Regions from separate parts of the Homo sapiens genome. Here region 1 is linked to region 2. Evidence: read pairs that join two places in POLR2A ChIA-PET (ENCODE). Cell type or tissue: MCF 10A. All regions are shown on one strand. Each heading gives the region's core, and the rest is flanking DNA. Links, peaks and the distances in the headings are about the cores only.

Region 1 (13,759 bases), core at 5,187-9,186, 62 kb before region 2:
CAGCCTGAGCAACAAAAGCAAAACTCCATCTCAAAAATAAACAACAACAGAAAAAGAAGTGAGGCGTTTGGGAAAGTGATTAAGTCATGAGGGCTCCACCTTTGTGAATGGGATCAGTCCCCCTATAAAAGAGGTTGAAGGGAGTGGCCTAGTCCCTTTTGCTCTTCCCATTCTGCCATTTGAGGATACCGCAAGGTGTCCATCTTAGAAGCAGAGAACAAGGCCTTACCAGACCCTGAATCTTTTGGCACCTTGATCTTGGATTTCTCAGCCTTCAGAGCTGTGAGAAATAAATTTCTATTATTTATAAATTACTCAAGCCATGGTATTTTGTTATAGCCACAGGAATGAACTAAGACACTCACATATTAGACTTCTCTGATTATTGGACCAGCATAACTGAACCACACACTTTAGTTTTCAAATGTTGGCAACTGAAGAACTTACTTTAAGTAATGACCTTCAAGTAATGACCAGGTGAGTCTCGGTGCAGTTAGTCCACTGAGTTCATGTCCTGATTCCCTGCTAGTCCATCCAGAAGAGAATCTCCCAGATGCTGTTATCATTTGCTTCCCAAGACAGTTGCCTCCTGGACTGAGTCAGAGGGAAAAGCTTAGATAGAAGCCACACCTCTGTCTCCAGCCATAAGCGGGCTGCTGGAAGGATTCCCACAGAGTTGCCATGGGCTCTTCATGAAGGCTGGAGGTTAGCTATGGCCCTGGCGTGCTCTCACCTGCCCCACAACAGCCACCTCACCCTCCAAGCAGGCCTGCAGCTGCGCAGGAGTTCTAGACACCATGCCTCAGTCCTCCCACAGGCCAAGAGGGAAAAATTACAAAGCAAACCACTGGTGGGGATGCCAGGGCCTACACCAAACCCCCTATTAGCTGTGGAGACAGGAGACTAGCCTGTGGCCAAACCCTGAACTCAGCCCACAAGAATGTGCACGGAGCACAGGGAATGACAGCAATGCTGGCCTTGGTATAAAAGCCAGGAGCAGGGAAATTTGATTGTGCCAGGAGGACAGGGAGCTGCAGAGAATCAAAACTCTGCTTCCCTAATATTTATTCCAAAAACAGCTCCGTGGTGGGGATGTTATTGCTGGCACTTCCGCCTACTCTTTGTACTGTGTGTTCTCTTTCCAAAGGTAGTTCTGCTTGTTTGTTTGTTTGTTTGTTTTGAGATGGAATTTCGCTCTTGTCCCCCAGGCTAGAGTGCAATGGTGCGATCTTGGCTCACTGCAACCTCCTCCTCCCAGGTTCAAGCAATTCTCCTGCCTCAGCCTCTCAAGTAGCTGGGATTACAGGTGTGTGCCACCAGGCCCGGCTAATTTTTGTGTTTTTAGTACATAAGGGGTTTCTCCATGTTGGCCGGGGGGGGTCTCGAACTCCTGACCTCAGTTGATTCACCTGCCTCGGCCTCCCAAAGTGCTGGGATTATAGTCATGAGCCGCCATGCCTGGCCTTGCTCGTATTTTTAAACACCAGCATCAAACAGCCCTGAAAACTGCTCTTTCTAGGAGCTTGGCTTTGTGGGGCCGCTAGAAGGATGCAAGGCCTTTGAGGAGACAATGTCAGAAGAGAGAGAAATCTTGAATTATAAGAGAGAGCAAAAAGTGGATGGAAGAAGAGCCCAGAGGAGGCAGGGAAAGACAATAGATAGCCCAAGTGAAGACATTAGCTTTGAAAGAGAGTCAGCCCCAGCAGGAGAATTGCTTGAACCCGGGAGGTGGAGGTTGCAGTGAGCAGAGATCTCGCCATTGCACTCCAGCCTGAGCAACAAGAGGGAAACGCCATCTCGAAAAAAAGAAAAGAGTCAGCCCCTTTTTCCTTGAGATCGAGGGAAATAAATGGCAAGTGTAGATTGCAGATGTACTTACTAATGAGAGAGGCGCCGAAAGCAAGAACCAGAGGGAGGGAGAGGCTGGTGATATGAGGGGGATTAGATAAAAAGAAGACCCCCCCAATTAGTGGGGTGTAAGGAGGCAAGGATGCATGTGCCTGCAGGCGGTGGTGTGAGAGGAGGCCAAGTGGAGCCATTCATACTCTCAGCTTCTAGAAAAGCCTCTGTCCTCCATCCCTTCTTCCAGTATCCATGAGGAAATGCAATGAGTGATGCCTAAGGCAAAAAACTTCACTTTTGACCTTCAGACTATGTTTTTCATCTTAAAAAAAAAGATGAGGGACTTGGAATGGGTGGTTCTCAAATTTTAGTCGGCAACTGCAGAATTTATTTTAAATGCAGATTTCCATAACCCACCCCATAGAGTCTGATCTCCAGGTACCTAGATCTTAACAAACACCCCAGGGATTCAGATACCAATGGAAGGGTCACCACCACCTTTGAGAAATTTTGCCTTAGATGTTAGCAGCGTCAAGAGTCTTTCAAAGAGTGTGAGAAAAAAAGCTGGCTGTTCATGCAGTTTTCACACTCTGAAATGAAATCTACCCCAGGCAGACACAACAGGTTTTCACTAGATTTTCTAATATATAAGAAGTTAGAAAATATGAGAAGACCAAACCTGAAGGCAGTAACACTGAGTAAAGCATGGAAACATACATTGTGTGGGAACGTCATGAAGTCTTATTACTTAAATAATGAGGTTGAGAAAGGATAATTATTTTTAATTAAACAAAGTTAGAAGGATAAGGAAAGAGGGGTATCTTTGAGATGGGTTTTTAAAAATGTAATAGAACTTAGCAATTATGAAGTACTTTTCATCTTCAAAGAACCTATTAACATTAAATTACTCTTTCTTTTCATTCTCCTGTGAGGTAAGTAAGCAAATACTAACATTATTATCCCTTATTTGTAGATGGGAAGAGAGGAGTGGAGAGGCTTTGACATGCCCATGCAGAGCTAAAATTGAAAGAATTCTTTTTTCACAAGTTCCTACTAGAGACTGTGGAGACCCAGGTTTGGGGCTATTGTTTCACCTCTAGCTCTCCCGTGTGCTTGTAATATTTGGAAAAGAAGTTACTGCAAAATTATGTAAGCAAGCATTAGTGGGAGGTGGAAGGAGCTCCTGTGTCCTGTAGAGGGGCATGAAATGCTATTTACAAGTCTCCAAATTTCCCTGGTATATCAGGATTTAAACTGAGGAGGTTTTCACGAGAATCAGCGTTAATTAACTTGAGCAGACTCTTTACATTATCTTATTTCAGCATCCTAATATAAAATAGGGATTAAAAATTATGCTTTATTTGTTGATTCAAAACTCTTTTTTATGAATGTATTATGGCATGATTACACAAATGAACATCGATGCTGCCTACCTTAGAAATTTGCTTCAAGGACAAAGGAAAGTAAAGCACTCTAGTAACAATATCAAGCCCAATAATCGGTCGGAATATGTGGTCAGCATCATGGCTGAGAAATTTTTAGGCTTGACTCTAAGTATGAAAATTAACAAAATTGGAACTATTATTTAAATTACTGAAAATGTAATTTCCATGAAATCAGTTCATTTCCTGAATATTTAAATGCTAAATAGAATGGACAGAATCAATATATTGCATTCAAAAGTCTTTTTGTCTGTTGGGAGAGGTTTAAAAAGCAAATTATATGAAAGTATAAAGACGTCTTTCTGTTCAGCCCAGTTTCATGAGAGGAGGGATACATTCAGCGGGGTGGAGGGTAAAGAGTTTGACAACAACAGAAACTGGAATGACAGGAGGGGTGGGCCCATTGTAAACCACCTAGCATCAGTTATTCTCAATTAAAAATAGCGCAGCTGAAAAAAGTACTGCAAATGGCATTAGCAGAGGTGGACCAGGGACAGAGGTACAATCCTAATCAAATTGAGAACAGAACCAAGGTAGCTCAGTGATCTCAGGATCGGAGAAGGGGGATGTTGGTGGAGATGTATAAAACTAATGATCAGGAATATCATTGTGAACGATAAATGGGAATCACTATAGACCTCTAGGGAAGTGTGTGATGTAATCCAGGAAATGGATCCTCCAGCCTAGGCTGAGAGCAGATCAGCCTTGGGACCTTTAGGGGTACAGAGGAGAGGGGAGGCTTCCTACTTTCAGATGATGAATAGAAAACAAAGGCTACACTGGCTGTCCCTACTATCCAGACTTCTAGGGACTTTCTCTTTATAGTCTAATTTTAAAGAGTATCAATAAATTCTATTATCTAAAGAAAAATATCATCAGTAGGTAAATCTTCAAAACAATAAAGCATCATAGAACATAGTCACAAGCCTCAATATTATACTGATTTAGTATTTTATTTGGCTTATGCATTCCATATTTTCCCTCTATCTATGCAATTAATTCAGAACCAATTACTTAAATAGCTTCAGGTATTTCTGGTATCCTGATTGTATCAGTACATAGATCTTGTGTGGCATGGCAACTTGATGTTGTCAGAGCCATTATTATTTTGCCATTCATGTGAAAATTACAGAATGCTACATCAGTTTAGACTTAGGTCATATTTAAATAATTCTAACATCTTCCTGAAGCATAATGTCCCTAGATTGTACACTCCATGGGAGCATGAGGGCCTTGTCTATTATGTTCACTAAGTATTCCAGCAGTTAGCACAGTGCCTTGCAGATGATAGATAACTTATGATTCATAGAAAGATTGAATGAATGAATGGAGTGGAAATTCTAAACATTGTTTGGTTTAGCCCAAGTTGATTTTTTTTAACCTGACTCAGATTTATGGAAATATTGTGCATTGGTTAATGCATCACAGGTAAGAAAGAGATAATAACATTTAAAGGGTCAATAAGGCACTCTGGGTTCTGCCCGGAACACAATGGCATTGCCATTCCTGTATTCTCTGGTCTGTGCAGCTCAAATAATTAAGGCTTCTAAACCTTCACCTTCCTGTATTATCCAGTTAGATGAAGATATAGCAGGGCCAGGTGCAGTGGCTCACGCCTGTAATCCCAACACTTTGGGAGGCCAAGGCAGGAAGATTGCTTGAGTCCAGGAGTTTGAGACTACCCTGGGCAACATAGCAAGACCTGTCTCTACAAAAAATAAATTAGCCAGGCATGGTGGTGTGCAACTGTGGTCCCTGCTACTCGGGAGACTAAGGCGAGAGGATCACTTAACCCAGGAGGTCAAAGCTGCAGTGAGCCGAGATCGCATCACTGCATTCAGCCTGGGCAACAGAGTGAGACTCTGTCTCAAAAAAAGAAAAAATTTTTGAGGCTATAGCAGGTTTCAGAGCACTTTAGTTATCCAGGCAAGCAGCCTTTTATGGTCAAATTTTCTATATAATTCTGGGCTTGGAACTAGACACTGTATCTCATTCTAAAACTAGATAAATTCCCTTCTTGCGTGAAATTAAATATATTACTTTAGTGGAACACTTACAAATTCCAAGATCCTATGCTGAGTGAAAGGTGTTCTGGACAAGCAAGGAGGAGGGCTATGCTGCGGGTGGGCACTCCCTCACTTTCCTAAGGCTGCCATAGCAAATTACCACAAACTGGCCATTCTCAGTTCTGGAAGCCAGAAGGCCAAAATCAAGGTGTCAGCAAGGCCACACTCCCTCTGAAGGCTCCAGGGGAGACCCTTTTTTTACCTCTTTCAGCTTCTGGGATTTCAACGGCTCCTTGGCTTGTGGCTGCATCACTCCAGTCTCTGCCTCTGTCTCACATGGCCTTCTCATCGGTTCCTGTGTCCTCTCCTCTCTATCTCTTATAAGAACGCTTGTCGATGGATTAGGGCCCACCTGGATAATCCAAGATCATCTTATCTTGAGGTCCTTTACTTAATTATATCTTCAAAGACTCCTTCTCCAAATAACATCACGTTCACAGGTTCCAGGGTTTAGGATATGGGCATATCTTGTGGGAGCCAATATTCAACCCATTCAGATACCTCCCATCATGGAAACCACCAAGTTTAATAATGCAGTATTATGTTTCACTCTGAACCTTTGGAGTGTCTGTTTCTAAAGAATACACCAGATTTTGATAGAAAATTCACCAATCTTTCCAAAAGCCCCCAAAGGCCTCTGAGAAGAAATTGGTAGTATTCTCCCAAGGTAAACAGAGAAACCAGTGAAAAAAATTTCAACTGTTTGCCTGAGCTCATAAAGCAAATTCACAAAAAAGTCAACCTGGAGAACTAATGACTGAGGCTCAGACAACGGTAAAATAGCTAGAAAGTTAAATAACTAAAAACTGAGCTATTAGCTAACGTTAATAGCTAAACTGAGAGCTAAGCTATTTTGGTCCATTAATTAACTACTTTGATTAATTTTGTAGAGTGAATTGTTCAGTCGTTTGACCATGAAAGGCTGCTTGCCTGGATAACTAAATGCACATCGTTTTTGCGACTTGTAGACATAATCTCAGTCATGAGCATCCATGATATCGCAAAACAAAATATTTCAACTCTCCCAGTAAAGAATATTTGGAAGCTAAGGAGAAATCATGCTTTAGAGGTCAATGAAAGCATCTTTGAGGGCCAGAGTGGTAACATACCTGGACACATCTAGATACGGGAGGAAATCAAAGGTGGGGTAATGTTCTCTATATTTATGGGAAGGTTTATTTTCCTGGATCTTTGTTCCTTAACTCCTTTCCACATTAACCTAATTTAATCCTTATAATCTGGGAAAATGTGATTGATACATTCAGTATTAACACAAGCTAACCAGAATGATGGGTCAAAAAATATCACACTTTCGAATGATCAGTTTTACCACAACTGGTTTTTCATTGAATTGAAGAGCAATACTAAGTATGTTATTTGCCATCTCTATATGGTCAGAGGGTTTGTTAAGAGTCTGCATAAGGTACTTTTAGAAGTGCTTTCTCTAAAAGAGAGGCACACCGCACACTTGGCCCACCACGTTGAGGGGAAGCAGCTCTGGTCTCACTCCTCTGCCCCCCTGCAGGGCAGATATTAATGGAGGGGACTTGGCGGCACCAGGGCTAGACATTCATTTCAGTTGCTAATTAGCAATCCGAAGATAATATCCTGTCATTATCCTGTGTTGGCAGAGTCTCTTTCATGGCAGATGAAGAAAACTTCAAGTTTTCTCAGCTAATTTGTAAAATCATTTCCACATAAAGGGAAGCTATGAAAACCAAATATAAATCATGACTTGCATCTGCAATATTTAAACAATTTTTATGGGGCATTGGGGAGGAGATTCTTTACACATTCCCCAAAACAGTATCTGAATAAAGGTGGGTGTAGAGAATAGACCAAACCTACCTAACCCCCGTGGCAGTGACCTACATTCCACTCCAGCCACCTGCTCCCACAGTGGCCCTCTCAACCTCATTATCACCCAGAACTGTGCCATGTCAGAAACTGAAAACTCTAAAATCCTACTGTCAATCATTCTACAGCCGGCGTTCCCACCTCCTCCCCCTACCATCGCTCCTTGCCAAGCTCGTTCTCACCTTGGATTCTCTGTCTCCTCATAGTCTGGCATGGCCTCCTTCATCCCAGGCCTCCTGAGCGCCTTCATTCCCTGCACACCCAATTCCCTCCCTGCTCCATGCTTGCACCCCATCTGAAGGACAAAACGCCACTGTGGATTAGTATTGTAACTCACTCTTCCCCATTCCATGCCAGGGTAGTTTTCTATAGCTCTAGCCCTGGAGAAAATGAAATAATTCCAAGAAAGGGTACAATTCTAAATCACACTCCCTGACCTCAGAAAGTGCCACAGCAAAGCTCACCAGTCCTGTTACAGGGGCATCTTCCATTTGACTGTCCCAAAAGCCTCCATCAACCAAAATCACGTCCACTGTGAGATGACTTCAGACCCTACTGAAATGGAAACACTGAGGTGACCACTTCAATTTCTCACCCCAAATAAAAATGCTACCCAACCTTAACACCCTCGCTGGAGTCCATTCCTCCACTCAAGTTGGACCTGCCCACTCAGGCTCTAGGCCCACCAGTCCCCATCTCCATGCCTCTCCAGCAGTCATCCCTTTCTCATGGATCTTTACACTTCATGCTCTCCCCCTGCTCTGCTCCTCTCCCTCACTCACTTCCTCACCTACTGAAGTCTGATTTCAGTAATCGTCACCAGCACTGCCCTTTCCATGAGCAGCAGAGACCATCTAATCAACAGAGCCAGTGAACTCTTACCACTTTTTACTTTTTTTATTTTTATTTATTTTTTTTTTGAGACAGAGTTTCGCTCTGTCACCCATGCTGGAGTGCAGTGGTGCAATCTCGGCTCACTGCAACCTCCGCCTCCCAGGTTCAAGCGATTCTCCCACCTCAGCCTCTCAAGTAGCTGGGATTACAGGCCTGTGCCACCATGCTTGGCTAATTTTTTTTTTTTTTTTTTTTTAGTAGAGATGGGGTTTCACCACATTGGCCAGGCTGGTTTCAAACTCCTGACCTCAGGTGATCCACCCACCTCAGCCTTCCAAAGCGCTGGGATTACAGGCATGAGCCACCATGCCTGGCTCATGCTTTACTGTAATCGACACTTTACTGCAGTAGATACAAACTCCTATTTGAAACTCTACCATCTTAGATTCTGACATGCCATTGTCACCTAGTTTTTATTATATCTTTATTATAAGTAAATAAACATAGTTTTATCACATCAGTAAGGTATACTCATTATGAAAAAATTTAATATACATAAGAAAATATCTCCATACAGAAATAAATGCCATTATTCTTCTGACCTAAGTTTTTCCATATCTTTTATGGATGGATGGATGGATGGATGGATGGATGGAAAGACAGATATAATTTTATATAAAATATAGCAATGTAATCAAAGTTTACTGCTTTATAAACTTCTCTCCATACTAACATATGAATTCTAAATTTATATTTTCAGCTCTGACCTCTCTATTGAGCTTCAAACTTTATTATCAAAATACCTACTAGACATCTCCACTTTGATCCTCCTCCAAGTTAATAATTAATCTCTCCCACCAAGCCACTTCTTCCTGTCATCCTTCTCTTCTGCTGCTGCTCACTGTCCTGCTGATTTACCTCCAAATTGTTCGGCATGATGCCCTTGACATATTGTAATAACCTCCAAATCTGCCCCCTCCTAAAATCTATATCCTTCATATGGGTGCAAAGTGATTTCTCTAAAAATGCCAAAACAAGCATGTCACTCCCCTGTTTAAACCTGTCAATGGGTTCTCATCGTCTACAGTTTAAAGGGTGAACTTGTTGGCATGGAAAATAAGACCTTCCAGGACCTCCTGCTATCTCTCTCCACAACCTTATCTCACATCTTGTCCTTCCTCATTCTGTATGCTCTAGTAATCATGAATTGCACGCTGTTCTAAACACATACCATTATCTTTCCTGACTCTTTTCCGATGTGATTTTATTTTCTTGGAAAGCCTTTCCCTGTCCTCTTAAGCAAACTAATTTCTATTCATTCTTCCAGGCTAATTCTTAGGCTTACCTCACTTGTCACCTCCTTCAGGAGGCCTGCCTGGATTTAACCCCGCCAGAGCCAAGCTATGCTTCCTCCCCGGAGTTTTCACAGCACCCTGTGCACTTCTCTTCACCACTTGCTCTGTGGTGATGAGATACTGCATTGCTGTGTCTATCTCCCTTCCTAGCTTGTAAACTCAAAATGAATGAGTACCTTAGGATCTTCCTATGCACCTGGCACATAGTAGGCACTTGATAAGTTTGTTGAAATTGGAAACGTATGAACACACTGCAATTTCCCTCACATTGAAAAAACAACAACCCAAACCTCCATGTCATGCCCTCCTCCACTGACCACTCCACTGCTCCCCTTTAGAGGTGCATTCCTAGAAAGAGTTATCTGTGCTGGCTTTCTCCACTGCCTCTCCTCCCATTCTCTCCAGCCAGCTTCCTCCCCTGCACCCCTAATGAAGATTGCCAAAACCATCTGGTGACCTCTCAGACTGCTTACTACCTGATCTCAGAGGCATTTGACACAGTCGGCCTCTGCCTCCTTCCTGCACCATGCGCTCCACATCCCTGTTCCTCCAGCCTCGCCACCTGTTCTTTCTCATGTACTTTATTGTTGCCTCTCATCTTCCAGATCCCCGAATGCTGCATCAATTAACATTCAGCCCTGGGTCCGCCTCTCCATCTGCACAAACTTCCTCCATGATCTTGTCCAGATGCCTGGCTTCAAATGCCATCTGCATCCTGACGGCCCCACAGTGACATCTGTAGTGCGGCCCTGTGCCCGGAGGTACTGACTCCTAAGTACAACTGCCTGCTCCACAGCTCCACTCAGATATAAATAGGCAGCACAAACGTAATATGTCTGAAAGAGAACTCTCCATTTCCTCCTCCAAGCCCTGTTCTGGTGTTTCCCATCTCAGTAAATGGCACCCGGTTGCTCTGGCCCAAGGCCGTGGACTGTTCCTGGTGCCTCTCTTTTTCTCATCTCTCCCCTTAAATGCATCAGTAAATTCCCTTGGCTGTATCTTGAGAATACATCCAGACTCTGACCTCCTCACCTCCACTACCACCCCCAGTATAAGCCACCATCACCTCCCATCTGGATGCAGAAGCCTCCAGACAGGCCTCTGCCTTCACTCTTGCCAGACTCACCTCTCTCCATGCATCATCCAGAGTGATCATTTTAACACATCGGTTCATTCCAAAGACCCTACACGAAACTTCCAATGGATTCCCATCATACTTAGAATGAAATCTAAAGTCCTTCCCATGGCCTGCCAAGTCCGGCATGATCTATCCCCTGGGTGCCTCTCCAAACTCATGTTCTGCCATTTCCCCCTTCTCTCTCTGGAGTCCACCCCCACTGGCCTCTTTGCATTGCTCAAGCAAACCACACACCTTCCCACCTTAGATCCCCTAAGCTGTCCCCCAGCTTGTGATGCTCATTCTCCAGGAGCTCACTCTTTTTCTTTACTCAGGTCCTGCATCATCCCCTCAGCAATGTTGACACTCCCTGGCACATTCAGAAGGAATTATTCTCCCCCATCATCACTTCCCCAAAAGAAACCTGGAGCCCAAATTATTGGTGGGAGTTTAAGATGATATTTGGTGGGGTAGGAAGTACACTTACAGATTCAGAGAATGATGAAAAGCTGCTCAAATGTGCAGAGTGGAGCACAAAGCCTTAGGGGTAAGACCTGCATTGCCTCAGAGGGCCCAGTCAGCCTTCTTCAAGTTTTCAAGAAAGGCAAGTTAGAAAGGAGTATATCATCACCTGTTTAGATATATTTTCCCACACCCTGTGCTCTATTCCAGTGGTTCTCAAGAGAGGTTGATTTTGCACCATCACTCTCCACCGCCAGTGGACACTGGCAATGTCAGGAGGTAGTTTGGGTTGTCCCAGCTTGGGAGGCTGGTACTACTGGGCATCTAGTAGGTAGGAGTCAGAGATGCTGTTAAACATCCTATAATACACCAGAAAGCAAACATCAACAGTGCTGAGGCTGAGGAACCAACTCTATTCTTTTGAGAACTGCAAAAGACTCCTTAAAGGAACTTAACCCATGCAAGTCCTGGTCCATTACCAGGGAAGCAGTGTCTGGGAAAGATCCAGGAAGTATCAGAGATAGAAAACATGACTGCTACAGAAAGAATCTTCTAGAACTCAGCTGACACAAACCACCTGGCTGTCAACCTACAGGTGGTAGGCAATGCATAGGTGAATGCAGTCCCCAGAGTCATGGCTTGGGAAACAGGACATTACAATGGTGTCCTGGAGGCATCCAGGCATGGATGCAGTTATAGCAACCCTCTGGCCTCATTCACTGACCCAACAAAATGTGTGAACCCCCAAAATTTGCCAGTACAGTGCTTGTTTCGACAGACGTTTGTGCTCCAGAAGATGCCATAGTGGTTAGAAGAGGCCTTTATAGACTAACGACTGCGTGCAGGGTTTTTAACAGACCTCAGTGTCCTGCCACATGTTCCTGCATCTGCCTCAGCCCCCACCTCCTCACCAAAGGCACAAGAGCCAAGCACATTATCACCAAATGCCCAGCCTCTTTACAGTGCCCAGTACACCATGTGATCAGCTCTCCAGGCAGGAAGACCCAGCTTTGGGTCTCCCAAGTCTGAAGCTTATCAGGGAGTATTTTTCATGCTGAGCTGTGATGCATCAAAAGATGCAGAAGCCAAGAATTAAGCAGAAGGAGATGAGTAGCCTGATCTGTTGGGGCAACAGATCAAGAAGAAGAGACTAAGAAGGTCACCCAAAGCAGGAGACCCCTTGAATCAATCCTTAGCAGCCCAAGTTTAATGCCGGGAAATCAAACTGCCAGAAATGCCCTACAGAGCCTTTTCAGACTTGGCATATTGCCTGGGTGCTGCACTGAGGGTTTCGCTCAATTTTTATATCACTTTCGTATAAAAGGATTAACTAGAAGGCTTTTAAAGTCTTTTCTTTCACTATCCAAAATGTCCTTCCAGAGTATCATTAGGTCTTTTATTTTCTTGGCTTGGCAAACTATCCCGCTTCCCCTTCCATAAATCGTGGCCTGTAAATAAGAGATTCCTCTTGCAGACTTCCCAACTGCATTTTTTTGTCATTACAAAAACTGCTTTCGTTTAAATAATCTGTTGAAAAATACACTGAAATCATTACATACTAATTCCTGCTAAAACATGTTCCCCAACAGTAGTTCACTAGAGAAACTGAAGAGGGAGAGAAGGAAGGGAGAGGGAGACCTGCTATTTCAGCCCCTTGATGTAAAACATTTGCCACATCTTTCCATACATTGACTCAGCCCCTAAATTCTCCTCTGCAGTTTGTGCTTTCTGTCCATCTTCCTGGGTAGAGACCTACTGCAGCTATTGGAAATTTGAGCAATTAACCTAGTCAAACAGGGTTCAAATGGTATAAGACATTTCAGACATTTTCTGTGGGTTTGTATAGTTGCGCTCCACTGGGATAAAACCAGATGATAATTTTCAGTTTAATTCCATTCAACAAATCTTAATTGAGACCTTAACTGTGCCAGGTACCATGATACATAAATGCTGTTTGTAAGCAGAGCAGAAGTTTGCAGCAGGAAATTTCAGGCTAGCCACTGTCAGCCCAATCCACGTTTTCACTCTTCAATTCAGAATGGGTTTTTAGGCCTAGGGTTCTGAGTGTGATGTAAGAAACTAGACATGCCAGTCTATGGATAGGAATTCATTAGACTCTCAGGTGGACTGACCTCCACTAGTCCTTGTACAAAGGACTTTTAGCATCTTAGCAGCTGTCCTATACAGTAGGTGCCAATATGATTCCCATTTTGCAGGCAAGTTAACTGATATTAAACAGGTGTCCCAAAGTCACACAGGTCACAAGATCCAAACCAAGGCAGCCTAACATCAGACCTTGTGATATCATCCTCCACAGCACATTGCCTTCCTTGAATTGTTGGCAAATGGCCCGAAGAAGAGTCAAGTCAACAAACAGCAATGCGCTGAAGGGGAGGGTTGAGTCTTTTTGGGGCCTTTAAGCCACTTGGGAAGATGGGCTGGAAATGTGTGAAACTCAATTACCTTTTGAACTCTCACTAAAATGTGCAAAACCCAGATGGAACTATGAGAAATCCTTGCCAATAACATTAGCTCCCTTCAGATCTCCTGCCGTAAGAGCCCTCCATGTGTTTTTGAAAGGTCAGAGTGGCTGTAGTTTTCTTCAGCGTAGGTCAAGTTCATCTCCCAGACATCTGGGGAGGTGCTGATGTGCGCGCACCAAGAGTGACATTTGCTCATTCCCAGTTCACAGTCCCAGTGCACACTGGGTCCAGGCTTCCCCTCAGGATCTATGAGCAGAAGGATAAGGATGAAAAACATATATGTTTCCATCAGAGGGGAAAC
Region 2 (12,145 bases), core at 2,159-6,158:
CTCCTGACTTTGAAATCATTCCCATTACACCACACATGTTTTTCAAAGAATAATTTGTAGTCTGTATCTTATGACTAAAGCAATTTCCTGTCATTTTAATGAAATGATATGTTTTTATTGTTTTTTGTTTTTTTTTTTTTTTTTTGAGATGGAGTCTCGCTCTGTCGCCCAGGCTAGAGTGCAGTGGCGCGATCTCAGCTCACCGCAAGACCCGCCTCCTGGGTTCACGCCATTCTCCTGCCTCAGCCTCCCGAGTAGCTGGGACTATAGGCGCCTGCCACCATGCCTGGCTAATTTTTTGTATTTTTAGTAGAGACAGGGGAAAGGATCTGTTAATGAGTTCTACATTGGAACAAACATGACCAAGCTTCAGTGTCATATAGTTAAGTTCCCACTGGGGCCTTAAAGTAAATTAGGGATGTCCTATCTCATTCTCCTCAGAGCAGTCAGGGGTAATAGGGACAAGAGAGGATTTTTATCAGAGAATAAGAGAATATTCAAACTGAAAGGGGACTCTGGGTGGGTATTTTGGGGACTGTGTGTCCTTACCTAGATTGATGGCTGTAGGTAATAGCTTCAGTTTTTGTATCTGACAAGAACTTAAGCGTGTGTCATAAGTTATCATTTTTTAACAAATAAAGACCTTTATTAAGTAATATCCATGCAGAAATTGCTTTGTTTTAACACAGATGTTATTTAAGATTTCTTGACAGCTAGTCATTAGTTTGAAGAATTTTATTTACAAACAGTTTTGGGTAATCTGATACTTTGGATAGATAAAAGAAAATTGGCCATATTTGTGGTTCAACAATAAAGTTACTTGGAAAGTATGGCTTCTGCTCTTAGGCAGGTACTTTAAGTCAGTCAGCTGTTTAATTTTGAAAAGTTCATGCTTCAAATGTTAAAATCTTAATTTAAAATACATGAATGTAAGAATTTGAATTTTAATCTTTTCATAAAACCATAGATGACACAATTTTATAAAATATGATTATTGAACCAAATGCATTAGAAAGCTAAGTAGCTATAGTCACCTCTTCAGGTAAGTAAGAAGTTAACTAGATTTCTTGAGAGAATTTACACATTATGTAGACTTAATAGCTCACCTCCAGAACTCCTGTTCTGATATTTTTTTTAAATTATTATCATTGGTTATATCATAGATCTGAAATTAATGCCAAAAACAATAAAAATAGCCACTGATTATTGATCATTTGCTGAATGCTACACACTTTAAAGATGTAATTTTGTATAGTCTTCACTGCCCTGTATGGTAAAGTGCCATTGATCTCATTTTACAGATGAGGAATCCCAGGTTCCAAAGGATTAATAAATTGCCCAGTATTACACACTTGTTAGCCAGAATTTAAAACCAAGTTTGACTTGTAAGGCCCTGCCTTTTCTTATCACGCATGCTAATGTCTTATTTGAATGGACTCACTGATTTTTACGCCTAGGGTCTTTTCCTTGGTCCTTTCAGCGATAAGGAAGACAAAATCCATTCTAGGTTTTTCCTGAATGGAACTTCTTTACGTTTAAGACATGGCTCACACCTGTAATCCCAGCACTTTAGGAGGCCAAGGTGGGCGGATCACTTGAGGTCAGAAGCTTGAGAGCAGCCTGGCCAACATGGTGAAACCTCATCTCTACTAAAATTACAAAATTAGCTGGGCACACACCTGTAGTCCCAGCTACTTGGGAGGCTGAGGCGGGAGAATTCCTTGAACTTGAGAGGTGGAGGTTGTGGTGAGCAGAGATAGTGCCACTGTACTCCAGCCTAGGTGACAGAGTGGGACTGTGTCTCAAAAAAAGAAAAAAGACATCACTCCAGTGTAATTAGGCAAATACTGTACTTATGTATCAAGTACATAAAAGCACTACCTTAGGCTCTGGAAGCTATTCCCAAATGTAACAGATCAATCACTGTCCCCTTTATAGGCAAGATGATATGCCACTGGAAGGTCTTATGGGGGAAATAACATTTCAGTTGGGCTGTAAAGAATGGATGGAATTTCAGTAGTAGTTGCCATTGTCAATAAAACAGCAAGTCAGAGCAGTAGAAAAATTCAGTGAAGAGAGAATGGCAAGTAGTCCAGTATATTAAATGTCATGAGGTTAAGTTGCCATAAAACTTTTATTTAACAAAATAATAAGCAGTATATATACTAGGTGTGCTGATTATATTTGCACACCTGCCATGTGCAGGGCACTATGGAGATAAAAAGATGAAGAATAAGTGAGGTCCCTGAAACTCACAGTCCAGCTGGGAGACATAGTACAACAAGTTGTAATATATAAGATTGACATAAATATAATAAAGGTATAAACAAAGCACTTTAACCTAGAATAAAACAGGACCTTGGACATTATTTTACTTCCCCTTTGTACTGCTCAAATTAGCATGTGCATTTTCTGATGTTTACCTGAATGTTATATATTCTATTATCTCTTCACCTTTGCTTATAATCCAACACTTGAATTTGTATTTGGAATCCCTTCAATAAATGGGATTCTCTTTACCAAAAAAGGCAGCTCAACCTTCTGTCCAACTATAACTCCTACCACATTACACAGTACTATAACTGGTACCACATTTACACAGTACCTATATTAAAAATCTAAAAGTCATCCATGACTTTCACCTTTCCTTTCTCCTCTCATCTCTGCGTACAACTCACACCTGCCAGGGAGTGCTAATAAATCTTGACTTTGAGTGTCTTTTAAACATATTCTCTCTTCCCAGTCCCTACGCTGGTACTTGAGTGCAGACCTACTGCTTTGAATTATTTTATTGGCCTCTCTGTTTCTAGTTATCACTGGCAATCCACTCTTCACAACACTATTAGAATTACCTGTTTTGTTTTATTTTATTTTATAATTTTATTTTAATTTTATTTAATTTTAATTTTAATTTTATTTTATTTTATTTTATTTTATTTTATTTGAGACAGGGTCTCATTCTGTTGCCCAGGCTAGAGTACAGTGGCATGATCTCGGCAGCCTAGATGTCCCAGGCTCAACTGATCCTCCCATCCCAGCATCTCAAGTGCCAGGACCACAGGTGCACACAACCACGCCTGTCTAATTTTTGTATTTTTTGTAGTGACAAGATTTCGCCACGTTGCCCAGGCTGGTCTCGAACTCCTGGGCTCAAGCAATCCGCCTACCTCAGCCTCCGAAAGTGCTGGTATTACAGGCATGAGCCACCGTGCCCAACCAGAATTATCTTTTCTAAACAATTATTTTCAGTATTCTAATAGGTTCCAGTTTTAAGCCTGATGAAGCCCAAACTCCTTAGCAAACATACCTACCTAAAGATACTCACCCTGTCTCCCTAAGCAGTGTTTTTAGGCACTGATAATGCAAAGGACTTAGGGAGCTCGGACTGGTGGGTCTCAATCAAATGTCACCTCCTCTTGTTATAATTGTTTATGTATCTTACCTTTCCCACCTCTCTGGAATATGTTTTCAGTGAGTAGTTCTGAAATGTATTCATTTCTGATATTCATCCCAAAATATTTAATGAAAACCTAAGTTCTCAGTTTTGTACCTATTAGCAAAATATAGATGTTTTTGAAATGAAAAAATATACCTGAAAATTATGGCAACTGTTTATTCCAGGAAGAAGTTTGGCTTTTGAGTCAACAAAAAAAGTAGATGTGCAACAAACATCTTATGCCCTTTGGACCTCATCAGCCCCAAGAGAGCTGTATATAACCATGGCCCATAATGTCAGGGAAACATCATTTTTAAAATGTTTTGTAGAGGACTCAATAACCTAAAGTTAAAGGTTGAGGTACAGTCACAATTTTTACCATAAAGTCATGGTAAAATATGCATGTTGGAGCCCTTTTGAGGTATGGAATTTAGGGAACTCTGTCAATGTAATTCTGAGCATATACACTGGGACTTTGCAGCTTGAATGCTGAATCTCCTGTTTTCTTTATACAATGTGGCTGTGTAGAACAGCTCCAAGAAATCCGTTATTATCTTCTCTGACTCCTCCTTGAGTGGTTTGAAGGGTCCCCCTCCCATTGCACCAGTCATTTAGAGATGAAGGCATGCATGCTTCCTCAAATCATTGCGACCTGCTGTCATAATGTCAGTTTCAGTGGTATGTGGTATTAGAATGATGGAAGAGTTTTATTCAGCATAGGATAGAGCAGGGGTCAGCAAACTACAGCCAGCCACCTATTTTTGAAAGCCTTGCAAGCTGTTTTTACATTTTTTATGTTTTACATTTTTTAATAGTTAAAAAAATTAGAATAAGAGTAATATTTAATAACATGAAAAGCTTATGAAATTAAATTTCAGTGTAAAAGGTTCATTGGAAGCCAAACATACCCATTCATTTACCTTTCTTGTATGGCTGCTTTTGTTCTGCAACAGTGGACTTGAGTCATTGCTGCAGAGACCCTCTGGTCCACAAAGCCAAAAATATTTACCATCTTGCTTGCCCTTCACAGAAAAACTTGCTGACCCTAGTATAGTACAGGATATGTTGGAAAGAAAAGAATAAATCTAGAACTGTGAGGAATGTTTCCAGAAAAACAAAGGTGGTGTCAGTGTAGTCATTGATATGAAAGGAGAGCCGTGGGAACTGCATTCTAGCACCTAAAGGAATGGGTGAGGAGCATGAGCAACAGATGAATAAGTATGGGGAAGAGGCCCCAGAATTTAGCAATGGCTGTTCTGTAACAGGGCTCCCACAGTTCACAGGTTAGCAATGTGTGTGAGTCCGTGTTTAATTTGCCCTGTTAAATTCTAACTTCTAGGTTTTGATCTTTCATTCTAGACTACTGACATAATTTTGAGTTCCAATTCTGTTTGCTGAATTAGCTGTCTTTCCATTTGGTCTTTAAAAATAGACTTTCAGGCTATGTAATAAGTAGTTTTTTACTTACTGCACAGTACTTTATTGCTTTGAATGTCAGGTGTGGCAACAGTAAACATTTGTGTGTGTGATATGTGTTTGAGGGCCGTTCTACTGAGTCATTTCTAATTTACCAGGAACATGTTTGCTGCCAATTATATGTTGAGACTTCATTTCAGACGAATTTTTTACAAATTAAACTTTCTCTTCTCTTGAAACTTCAGACATGTAGGTATGAAAATATCAAATTAATAACAATTGTTTTCTGTCTTAAAAGAATTCAGAGATCATTGGGAACCTTTTAAAACTTGATGGAGATGTTAGCCTAATGATTTTGTGGGATAAAATGAAAGGTATTAATTACTCTTTGAGGAATTCATTTATAGTTACTCTCTCCCATATCTGTAGAAGTCTTTCATATTTCTGTGAACAAAAGAACTTTTATCTGAATAAGGGTGCTGCTAGGTAGGTTGTTACCAAATTGAACAGCCATAGGGCTATGCTTAAGGATTTGTCATTCCACATTTATATTACTAATGATAAAAACATGGAGGACATGAAAATTATATTTGCAGTTAACAATAGCTGGGAAGGAAGAATTACTCAAAATTATGTCAGTAGTCTAGAATGCTAGATCAAAGCCTAGAAGTTAGAATTTAACAGGGCAGGCCAGGCATGGTGGCTCATGCCTACAATCCCAGCATTTTGGGAGGCCGAGGTGGGTGGATCACTTGAGGCCAGGAGTTCGAGACCAGCCTGGCAAACATGACGAAACCCCATCTGTACTAAAAAAAAAAAAAAAAAAAAATCAAAAAATTAGCTGGGCATGATGGTATGTGCTTGTAATTCCAGCTATTCAGGAGGCTGAGGCATGAGAATTGCTTGAACCCGAGAAGCGGAGGTTGCAGTGAGCCGAGATCGTGCCACTGCACTCCAGCCTGGGTGACAGAACGAGACTGTGTCTCAAAAACAACAACAAAAAAGAATTTAACAGGGCAATTAAAGCCTTGCACTTAATTTTTTAGAAAGCTTTTTAAAAAAATAGATTCAGGGGTACAAGTGCATTTGTGTCACATGGATATATTGGGTCATGGTGAAGTCTGGGCTTTTAGTGTGCTCATCACCTAAATAGCGTACATTGTACCCAATAGGTAGTATTTAATTCCTCACCCCCTTCCCACTCTCTTACTGTTTGGTCTGTTTTTCCACTCTATGCCTGTGTATCCATTTAGTTCCCACTTAAAAGTGAAAACAGGCAGTTTTTTACTTCCTGCTTGAGTCATCTCACTTAGGATAATGACATCCAGTTCCATCCATGTTACTGCACAAGACATCATTTTTATGGCTGTGTAGTAGTCCATGATACATATACACACCATATTTTTAGTCCAGTCATCCACTGATGGACACTTAGGTTGGTATCTTTGCTATTATGAATAGGGCTGTGATTAACATATGAGTGCAGGTGTCTTTTTCATACAATAATTTCTTTTCCTTTGGGCAGATACCCTGTAATGGGATAGCCAAGTCAAATGGTAGTTCTTTGAGAAATCTCTAAACTACTTTCCATAGTGGCTGAACTAATTTACATTTCCACCAGCAGTGTATAAGCGTTCCCTTTTCTTTGTATGTTCGCCAACATTTGTTGTTTTTTAACTTTTTACTAATAGCCATTCCAACTGCTGTAAAGCAGTACCTCATTGTGATTTTAATTTGCATTTCTCTGATGATTAGTGATGTTGAACATTTTTTAATGTGTTTGTTTGCTGCTCTTTTGAAAAAATGTCTGTTCATATAAAAAAAAAAAACAATGAGGTTGTTTTTTTTTCTCGTTTTTTGAGTTCCTTGTAGATTCTGGATATCATCCCTTTGTTGGAGGCATAGTTTGCAAATATTTTTTCCCATTCTGTAGGTTGTCTGTTTATGCTGTTGATTATTCCAAATTTTTTAGCAATCATTTTTAAAATATAGTATGAGGATACTGACTTGATAAAAATTCAAGGTGGAAAAAAATCTAGGTAGTTTATCAGCCCAATTTGAAATATGAAAACATGTCAAGTTTTTTAACAATCAATCTTAGGTTGTATTGTTCCAGGAGCAACAAAAATAATAATGATGTAATGCTTTGATCGATTATACCTGGATTAGTTGCTTCAGATTTGGTTGGCACATTTTCTGCTGAGCCATAATAGGGAGTCAACCTTATGGGGAGGTGGGCATGGTGGCATGTGCCTGTAATCCCAGCTATACAGGAGGCTGAGGTGGGAGGATCACTTGAGCCCGGAAGTCCAAGGCTGCATTGAGCTATGATGGTGCCACTGCACTCCAGCCTGGGCAACAGAGTGAGACCCTGTCTCTTAAAGGAAAAAAAAAAAACCCATGGGGATGGGGATTGATTGCAAATTGGGAAAGGGAAGAGGGAGTGGCAGCTAACAGATGGTGTTTGCTGTGTTCAGTATCTGATAGACTGCCATGTGGAAAAGAGAGTGAGGTCTGGTCTGTACTGCTCAGCAGAGGACCCTGACTGTAACCCTTCAACTGAAGTCAGGTTTAGGCTTGTAATGAAGACCTTATTAAGATAATATGTACCCAGTAGTGGAAAAGATTACCTCACAGTTTGAAATAAGACATTGGCATTTGGTGTTAGGTAAAATACTGTATGATTTCTAAGTTGTCTTTCAACCTAAGGATTCAGTGGATGTTTACGGGTGATGACTATCACAGCTTAATGATGTTTGTGTGATTAGTAATATTTATTGAGCACTTACTGTGTGGCAAGTACCATGCTAAGCAATTGAAATATATTATTCTTTAATTCTTAGAACCCTGTGAAGTAGATGCCATTTGTGTCCCTATTATACAGATTAGAAAAATGAGACTTAGGGCATGGAGGCTCATGCCTTTAATCCTAGCAGGATCACTTGAGGCCAGGAGTTCAATACTAGCCTGAGCAACATAGAGAGACCCAGTCTCTTAAAAAAAAAAAAAAAGAAAGAAAGAAAAGAAAAGAAAAATGAAACTAAAAGAGGTTAAATAAACCACCTAAGGTTACTGTCAAGTGCCACTTATAGGGTTCAAGCCCACATAGGTTTAATTCCAGAGCTCATACTTTTAATCAGTATGCTATACTGAGTCCCTGGTTTACCCACTTATTAGTGTAATGACAAATAGTAATGTATCAATATAACACTTTGTTGTATCTGTCTTTATGAGAAAATACATTTCTAGCTGACGCTCTAGTTAAAATGATAAATGAGTGAGATCCTTACCTTTAGAAAGTGATAGTGCTCTTTAGAGTCAATTAGTGCAGTGAAATTCATCATATTAGGGATTCTGGTGACCAATTTCTATTAAAAAATCAAATGGCTTTTTTTTTTTTTTTTTTTTCCCCCCTGGAGACAGAGTCTCACTCTGTCATCCAGTCTGGAGTGCAGTGGCATGATCTCAGCTCGCTGCAACCTCCACCTCCCAGGTTCAAGCGATTCCCATGCCTCAGCCTCCTGAGTAGCTGGGATTACAGGCATAGCACTACTACACCTGGCTAATTTTTGTATTTTTAGTAGAGACAGGGTTTCGCCATTTTGGCCAGGTTGGTCCAGAACTCCTGACCTCAAGTGAGCCACCTGCCTCAGCCTCCCAAAATGCTGAGATTACAAAGGTGCACCATGCCTGGCTTCAACTGGCTTTTTTAGAGACCTAAATCATTTTATGTATAAATGTGCAAAAAATTAAGTTATGTGTAACTCTGCAAAAAAATGGACTTTAATATTTGTTATTCTTTAGAAAATGAATTGTGCAGGTTTATACATTTTGTTTTATTTGATAAATCTATAAATCTATAGATGTAGCCTATATAAATTTCTAAGTGATGTTTCTACTTTTGTGATTGTATATAAGCTAAATTTGAATATCTACCAATGGGTATTTGGAAATTTCATTGAAATCTGCCATCTCTGGAAAGTTGTCAACTTTAACAGTGAATGTTTTTGTTTAATTCTAGGGGGAAATTTGCAGTGGTGAGAAAATGTATAAAGAAAGATTCTGGGAAAGAATTTGCTGCAAAGTTCATGAGAAAAAGAAGAAAAGGCCAAGATTGTCGGATGGAAATAATTCATGAGATTGCTGTACTTGAACTAGCACAAGACAATCCTTGGGTCATTAATTTACATGAAGTTTATGAGACTGCATCAGAAATGATCTTAGTTCTGGAATAGTAAGTATTGTCTTTCTTAGATTAAGTTTGTTTGGTAGTCTACACTTCCTTTACGGAATGCCACTCATCTGTGATAATGTTGCCAGGCCTGGTTCTCTGGAAATCTCAGAATTTTCTAGATCATCTTCAGGTGTTCCTCTTATTAATATAACATGTTCCAAATTTGCAAGGATGCATGTATATTAGCTTTTTTATTTTCATTCTTTAATGAAATTCTTGTCATAATTGGATAAAAGGTTATCTTACAATTTTATTAGAGGCATTCTTAACAAAGTAATACCAAACTAATATTAAAATAAAAGGCATTTTATAATCCTTACATGTTCTTATAGTCTGAGTTAATCTCCTTTCTTTTAGAAACAGTGGTCTTGATTCTTACTATGTTTTCAATTTAAGTAGGTAGATAACAGCACAGAAAACAGCTTTGAAAAATGAAGGACTGTTCTTTCTCCTTAAGAAATCCTGGTTTCATACCAGGCGTGGTGACTCATGCCTGTAATCCCGGCACTTTGAGAGGCCGAGGCAGGAGGATCACCTGAGGTCAAGAGTTCAAGACCAGTCTGGCCAACATGGTGAAACCCAGTCTCTACTACAAATACAAAAAATTAGCCTGGCGTGGTGGCATGTGCCTGTAATCCCAGCTACTCAGGAGCCTGAGGCAGGGGAATTGCTGGAACCAAGGAGGTGGAGGTTGCAGTGAGCTGAGATTGCGCCACTGCACTCTAACCTGGGCGACAAAGTGAGACTCCATCTCAAAAAAAAAAAAAAAAAAACCTTAATACTCATGCCTGTAATCCCAGCACTTTGGGAGGCCAAGGCAGGAAGGATTACTTGAGTCCAGGAGTTTGAGATCAGCCTAAGCAACATAACAAAGACCCTGTCTCTTTTAAAAAATAATTAATTTAAAAAAACAAAAAAGACTTAATACATCAATAAATCCAAACAAAATGAAAAGACAAACTCGGAAAAATACCTCTAATATTCATCTAGCCAAAGCGGTTAAAGTTGCTTGAATATATAACCAGATCTTGCAAATACACACAAACACATGAACCTCCCAGTTTACAAAGGGTTTGGACCGTAATCCCAAAAGATGCAATCTTAAATGTTGAAATTCCAAAAAATCAAAAACCCTAAGGTCTAAAATCTCAAAAATCACAATCCCAAAAGATCAAAATCTTGAAAATATAATTATGGAAAAAAAATCCTAAAAAATTCTGTAAAAGACATTTATTTGGTGCGGTGGCTCATGCCTGTAGTTCAGCACTTTGTTGTTATTATTTTTTTTTTTTGAGATGGATTTTCACTCTTGTTGCCCAGACTGGAGTGCATTGGCACAATCTCGGCTTACTGCAGCTCATGGGTTCAAGCGATTCTCCTGCCTCAGCCCCCCAAGTAGCTAGGATTACAGGCATCCGTCCACCTTTATGCCTGGCTAATTTTTTGTATTTTTTTTAGAGATGGGGTTTCACCGTGTTGGTGAGGCTGCTCAAACTCCTGACCTCAGGTGATCCATCCACCTCGGCCTCCCAAAGTGCTGGTTTACAGGCGTGAGCCCAGCCAAATCCCAGCACTTTGGGCAGCCAAAGTGGGAAGATTTCTTGAGCCCAGGAGTTGGAGACCACCCTGGGCAACATAGCGAAACCCTGTCTCTACAAAAAATACAAAAATTAGCTGGGAGTGGTGGTGCATGCCTGTAATCCCAGCTACTTGGGAGGCTGAAGTGGTAGGATCACCTGAGGTCAAGGCTACAGTGAGCCGAGATAGTGCCACTGCACTCCAGCCTGGGTGACAGAGTGAGACTCTGTCTCAAAAAACAAAAAAAATTTATTTACATTTTAAAAGGGGATTTATTTAGGAAACATAAAAATAACTATATACCATAAATTGTCCAATTATTATGTCAATTAAAAATAAAATTTTAATACATGACATTTCATAGGCCACTTTATTTACATGCTAAAACAGAGAGTAATAACATACATGTTTTTACAAACATAACACTCAGATATACCGACAGTCACACAAATGTAACGGTTATGAGCAGATAAACCATATTTATAAAAGAAATGGTCGGCCAGGCACGGTGGCTCACACCTGTAATCCCAGCACTATGGGAGGCCGAGGCAGGTGGATCACGAGGTCAGGAGATCGAGACTATCCTGGCTAATACAGTGAAACCTCGTCTCTACTAAATATACAAAAAATTAGCTGGACATGGTAGCAGGCGCCTATAGTCCCAGCTACTCAGGAGGCTGACGCAGGAGAATGGCGTGAACCTGGGAGGTGGAGCTTGCAGTGAGCACAGATCGTGCCACTGCACTCCAGCCTGGGTGACACAGCAAGACTCCGTCTCAAAAAAAAAAAAAAAAAAGGAAATAGGTCAAAAAGTGAAATATATAAATGTATATCCCCATAGTTGATAATTCTGTACACCTCCATTGATAACTGTGGTCCTCTGAAATACTACGACAAACAACCTAAGTCTTTTGACAAAATTGATCGAAAACCTCAGTGAGTCATCACCATATATGCAGTTGCCCAAAGAGCCAAGAGCTCAAGAAATTTTTTTTCACAAATGCAGATGTACAAAAAGGACATCTCTTCATTTATTAAGAAAGTTTAAATGTTTTTGTTGTTCTTTTTTGGTTTTTGGTTTTTTTTTTTTGAGACGGAGTCTTCCTCTGTGACCCAGGCTGGAGTGCAGTGGCATGATCTCGGCTCACCGCAACCTCTGCCTCCCAGTTCAAGCAATTCTCCTGTGTCAGCCTCCTCAGTAGCTGGGATTACAGGTGCACACCACCACGCCTGGCTAATTTTTTTGTAATTTTAGTAGAGACAGGGTGTCACCATGTTGGCCAGGCTGGTTTCGAACTCTTGACCTCAGGTGATCCACCTGCCTTGGCCTCCCAAAGTGCTGGGATTACAGGCATCAGCCACCAGGCCTGGCCTCAATGTTTTTACATACACAAAATCAACATTGTGATAATATATTTTGATGGAGTCAAATTTGCAAAATATTCATAAAATGAATTAGAACTCTCCTCAAATTTTCACCC

What was found. ChIA-PET counts read pairs that join two places held together with the same protein. Peaks named below come from ENCODE experiments on the same cell type or tissue, not always from the same donor. Only the 100,000 strongest peaks of a DNase experiment are listed, where the experiment ranks them.
Region 1: POLR2A ChIA-PET joins it to region 2 with 8 read pairs; 8 of 35 experiments call an interaction of 5 or more read pairs at or near these places.

Annotation. Positions count from the first base shown.
Region 1 is chr7:43,521,841-43,535,599 of GRCh38, forward strand. The region is part of intron 24 of HECW1 (HECT, C2 and WW domain containing E3 ubiquitin protein ligase 1); the gene reads left to right. It overlaps LUARIS (lncRNA upregulator of antiviral response interferon signaling), which reads right to left and starts at 702. Exons shown (of 3, transcript NR_038276.1): 1 at 448-702. In MCF 10A, for the core only: no CTCF peak of the experiment used is centred there; no DNase peak of the experiment used is centred there.
Region 2 is chr7:43,587,028-43,599,172 of GRCh38, forward strand. It overlaps STK17A (serine/threonine kinase 17a), which reads left to right. Exons shown (of 7, transcript NM_004760.3): 2 at 8,874-9,086. Among named protein-coding and RNA genes, the nearest start is that of STK17A, 10 kb to the left of the region's middle. In MCF 10A, for the core only: no CTCF peak of the experiment used is centred there; a DNase peak (open chromatin) is centred at 4,634.